Linked DNA regions of Homo sapiens: region 1 is linked to region 2. Evidence: read pairs that join two places in POLR2A ChIA-PET (ENCODE). Cell type or tissue: CD4-positive, alpha-beta T cell. All regions are shown on one strand. Region 1 overlaps SLC7A6 (solute carrier family 7 member 6). Region 2 overlaps SMPD3 (sphingomyelin phosphodiesterase 3).

Region 1 (2,500 bases), 110 kb after region 2:
ATTTTTCTTGGAGCCATCAGAAAGCTGAAGTTACAGGGCAACCAACTAGATTGAAACTGATGGAAAGACAGCCACCTCCAGGGAGATAGAGAGATACAAGGTCTGGCTCACCTGTGGCAGTGGGAGAAAGATGAGACCACCATTTAGGTGAGTCAGAAGAATTCAAGTAAATTTTTTTAAAAATTACCAAATGTCAAGTGTGGGTTAGTAAGAGCCACAGACACTCAGGTTTTTTCCATAGACCTCAGTGGTTACTCAGAAGAAATACTGGGCAAGTAACCTGAGAAAACCGCTCTTGGTAGTGCTGGCTTATGGGAGGGAAAATACAAAGGCCAACCTATACCCTTCTCCTCTAAAGAATAAAAACCATAAACCCCTGGGAAAGGGCAGCAAACTCTGTCACTCCTGAGGCAGCTGGGGCAGGATAAAAGAAAAAAAAAACCTCTATGCCTGGAGGAGGGGTAGGAAATTCTGGGCAAGACCACCGGAGGTGTCTTTCTCCTGGGAAAAGGGCAGGAGCACCCAGAAAGATCCACTCCCAAGACCCAGGGAAACAAACAGGGCCTGCTTAAGACTGAGGCTGAACCAGACAACAGAGAAATCCCTACTCCCTACCACCAGGTTAGCAAGCACCCAGGAACAAGCAACAGTAGTCTACCACTGAGACTGTGCACTGAGGCATAGGTGCACAGAGAAATCCTAAAGCTGAGGGTGGCTGGACGCAGTGGCTTACACCTGTAATCTCAGCTACTCTGGAGGCTAAGGCTGGAGGAACTTGAGGCCAAGAGTTCGAGACTAGCCTGGGCAACATAGCAAGACCCCATCTCTACAAAAAAAAATTAAAAAGTAGCCAGGCATGATGGCACACGCCTATAGCCCCAGCTATTTACTCAGAAAGCTAAGAGGTAAGTTTGAGTTCAGGAGTTGGGAGGCTGCAGTGAACCATGATGGCACTACGGGCACTCCAGCCTTGGTGACAGAGTGAGATGACCGAGTGAGACCTTTTTTCTTTCTTTTTTTTTTTTTTGAGACAGAGTCTTGCTTTGTCACGCAGGCTGCAGTGCAGTGGTACAATCTTGGCTCACTGTAACCTCCACCTCCTGGGTTCGAGGGATTCTCCTGCCTCAGCCTCCCAAGTAGCTGGGACTACAGGTGTGCACTACCATGCCTGGCTAATAAACTGAGGGTATGGATGGAGGATAACCACTGAGAAAAAGCCTCCCTCCTGCAAACCAACCGTAAGCTGGCAAGGAAACATGAGAAGAATTTGAAGTCATTGGTGCACCTAACGTAACCATAGCAACAATAACACCCAAACACTACTGTCTCCTGACTAGGAGTTCAAACTCCCATACAAACAGTCTAGCAAAGAAGAGCTGTACCCAGTTCCCAAAATAAATACTATATACCTCAGTCTCTACTGTTCCACACACGGTATCTGGCAATCAGTAACAAGTTACAAGCAACATAAAAAAAGCAAGAAAAACAACCCACTATCAAGAGGAAAAGTAATCAATAGGACCATATTGAGAGATGACCCAGATAATGGAAACATCAAACAAGGAATTTAAAATAATTGTGTTTGATACATTTAAGGTTCTACTGAAAAAGTTGAACAGCATGCAGAAACAAATGTGGAACTTTAGCAGTGAGATGAAAACCAAAAGGGTCAAAATGGAGAAAGTGAAAAAATAGAACAGAACATCAACCTGTGGGGCAATATCAAATAGCCTAGGTAAATATTTTTTAATACGTATTTTTGCTCTTTTTTTTTTTAGACGGAGTTTCGCTCGTTGCCCACGCTGGAGTGCAATGACGCGATCTTGGCTCACTGCAACCTCCGCCTCCTGGGTTCAAGCTATTCTCCTGCCTCAGCTTTCCGAGTAGCTGGGATTACAGGCATGCGCCACCACACCCAGCTAATTTTTTGTATTTAGTAGAGACGGGGTTTCACCATATTGGTCAGGCTGGTCTCGGACTCCTGGGACCTCAGGTGATCCGCCTGCCTCGGCTTCCCAAAGTGCTGGGATTACAGGCGTGAGCCACCACACCCAGCCAACAAAAAAATTTTTAAAAATTTTAAATTCCTGCAGTCTCCTGCAGCAGGTAATAAAGGAATTTAACAGACTACCAAAATTTCCCCATGAAAATTTAACCACGAAACTGCCACAAGCAATTTTTGGAATAAATGAATTTATCACAATTCAATTACATCAGAAAACGGGATGAAAGGGGGGAAAAGCTCGATTACAAAGGAAGTTTTACAAAGTGGATTTGAAACCAAAATTTTTGTAATGACTAAAGGAAAAAATGCTATTGAGAATGTTTGGAAAAACTCAAAACCATTTTTACTGTGTACTCTCACACCACAATAATCAACACAGAAGAGTTCTGTGACCAAATGCCGGAGGGGGAGGGTTCCCCACTAACAAGCAATCATTTCTCCCCAGGGACACCAGCTGAGTGTCCTCCAGTTCAATCCCAACACTATCTACCTGGA
Region 2 (2,500 bases):
TGCCTAAATCCTAACATTTGTGTGGACTTGTGTTTAAAATTCTACTCCCACAGACAGTATGCTGTCATCCCCTCTTAAGTAAAGCATATTCCAAGCCTTGTTAGGCTCATGAACCATTAACATCAGCCTTCATGTCAGGGAAGTAGGGACTTGGCTGGGACAGAAATCTCAACAGCAGAACCTGAGAGAAGCAAGGCCCTCCTGGTCTCCTTCCTATGAAGGGCAGAGGTGGTGCTGAGGGCAGAGGGCCTCCTGAGGATGCAGGTGGCGCTGGTCAGCCGGGAGCAGGTGACGTGACCTGCTTTGGTGTTCCAGGATCCCTTGCTTTGGTGACTTGCAAGGCCCAGCCCAGGCACAGGCCTCAGCACCCAGGCAGGCTCAGAGCACTTGAGGTTGGAGGCCTTGCCTGGCTAGATGCTCAGCTGTGGCCTGTGATTGCTCCAGTTCGGCCCCGGAGCTGCCTCAGGTGGAGGAGGTTCCCCATCTTCATCCTGAAGCAAGACTTTGCCCCTGGCCTCCTCTCTGTCTTGGGCTCAGCCTCCATGAGGGCATAGGACTGGCGGGAGCCCTGCGGGCTTCTGCCCTTGCAAACTCTGGCAGATAAGTCTGGTTGTCAGGCTGGTTTGTGAGCAGAACACAGGAATGAGAGGAGGTGCTGCCTGGTGTGGCTCAGACGTGGGTCTAGGTGCCAGCCTCCATCCAGCCTTCTCCTTGCTGGCACCCTTTGTGGTCACTAATAGATGACTTTGGAGTGACAGGTGGTAGAGAGTGGGCAGTCAGGTCTTCAAACTCAGCTGTCCCCCTAGGATGGGGCCCATGCCTCCAGGGCAACTGCCCATGTCACCGTGGCACAAGGGCCTGGACCCAGGGGTCCTGCTGTTTGAAACATCACGTTGGCTCTTGCACCTCTAGGACGTGCACCACTCACCTGGCTTGAGATTTGCTTTCCAGTCACGCCCGAGTTGGCTTCATCTGGGCTTTCTGACTTCGCCAGGGAAATGCCGAGGCTGGCTGGTTGAAGGAGTGCCCCAGAGCTGCTCACAGCCTGTTCCTATTCTCAGAAATCACACGGTGCAGTAATACCTCCTGTGAAAAGTTTCTTTTTGAAAATTGTATGGCCCCTTTGCCTGCACCTGGCTTCTGCAGAAGCCTGTGCCTTGGGCTCGCACAAGCAGCCCACAACAGATGGCTCTGATAACCTCCTGCGAGGAGACGGAGGCCCTGACGTCGTCCCCTGCACTGTCCTCGCCATGCACCTGGGAGAGCAGAGAACCCTCTTTGTAAGGCAAACCAGCCTCAAGAGGAGGAGACTTTGAAGGCTCCGGCTGTATCTTCAGGACTTTGCAGCAAGGGAATTAACAGTGATAGCAAAATGATAAAAATAAGCGTCCTAGAGATGAGGCAGGCACCACACTCGGTGCTGCACGTGCACCATCTGCAACTACCCTGAGAGACGGTTATTACCAAGGCTTAACATGTGAGGAAACTAAGGCACAGTCAGTTGAGCAGCCTGTCCAATATCCAGCAGGTCGACCTGGCCCTGCATGTCCAACACCAGAGTTTGTGCTCCCAGCATCTGCTCCACTGTGGTCTCCCAAGGGATGCCGATAAGGCACAGGCCAGAGGCACCAGGTTCTGCAGGGCCTCCCAGGACTCAGGGGAGCCTCCACTTTTCCCAGTGGGACGTCAACGGGGAGCCACAGGAGGTTTGCACAGGAGAGGACCTGATAGAATCGCATTTTAGAAAGATCACATAGCTGTATCTGAGACAGGATCCATTTGGTGGCAAATGCCAGAAACCAACTCAAAGGGACTAGAGCAAGGAAAAGGGGAACTGCTGAATCATTAATTGGAAAGTCTGTGGGTTGTGCTGGCTTTGGGTGCGGGGAGATCAGAGCTCAACGATGTCTCTAGGACTTGGTCTCTTTCCTTCCAGCCCTAAGGTCTGTTTTCCTCTGAATTGGATTCATTCTCAAAGAAGGTTCCAGAAGCTTCAGGTTCCTAACCTTCCATCTCAGATAAAATGCAGGCCTCTTTCCTAAAGGGCCCAGTAAGGGTTCCAGGGAGAGCTTAGGGTAGTCTAGCTGGGTTGTGTGACCTTCCAGGTCAGGAGGGCTGGTGCTGAGTGGCCTGGGTGGCTCACTGCCCTCCCTGTGGAGTGCAGCAGGGTGGGCTTCAGGCTTGTGGTGGTGCCGAGACTTGGAGCTCCATCCAGGACGTGCAAACAGACACGTGCCTGATTAGAGTGACAGACTGAGGGGGTGGGGGGGTGTGCAGGTCAGGGAGGACTGCAGGGAGAAGGAGGCAGGTGCTTTGGATCTAGATGGATGAACAGGCATTTACCTGGCACACCTGTGTCTGTAGGAGCCGCTGCCACAGCACACATGTTCTTGCCAGACCCCAGACCCCAATTCTACCTGGGATGTGGCTTTCGGGAATTAGCGTGGATGTGTCCAACCTGCATCACTCAGAAAGGCATCCGCTTCTGTCTTTCTGTCCT

What was found. ChIA-PET counts read pairs that join two places held together with the same protein. Peaks named below come from ENCODE experiments on the same cell type or tissue, not always from the same donor. Only the 100,000 strongest peaks of a DNase experiment are listed, where the experiment ranks them.
Region 1: POLR2A ChIA-PET joins it to region 2 with 11 read pairs; 7 of 35 experiments call an interaction of 5 or more read pairs at or near these places.

What each region holds. Positions count from the first base shown.
Region 1 is chr16:68,268,281-68,270,780 of GRCh38, reverse strand. All of the region lies in intron 2 of SLC7A6 (solute carrier family 7 member 6), which reads right to left. Among named protein-coding and RNA genes, the nearest start is that of SLC7A6, 5.0 kb to the right of the region's middle. In CD4-positive, alpha-beta T cell, no CTCF peak of the experiment used is centred here; DNase peaks (open chromatin) are centred at 230 and 1,300; H3K27ac peaks cover 1,984 bases.
Region 2 is chr16:68,378,338-68,380,837 of GRCh38, reverse strand. All of the region lies in intron 2 of SMPD3 (sphingomyelin phosphodiesterase 3), which reads left to right. Among named protein-coding and RNA genes, the nearest start is that of PRMT7, 69 kb to the right of the region's middle. RefSeq lists enhancers at 302-802, 803-1,305. In CD4-positive, alpha-beta T cell, no CTCF peak of the experiment used is centred here; a DNase peak (open chromatin) is centred at 1,211.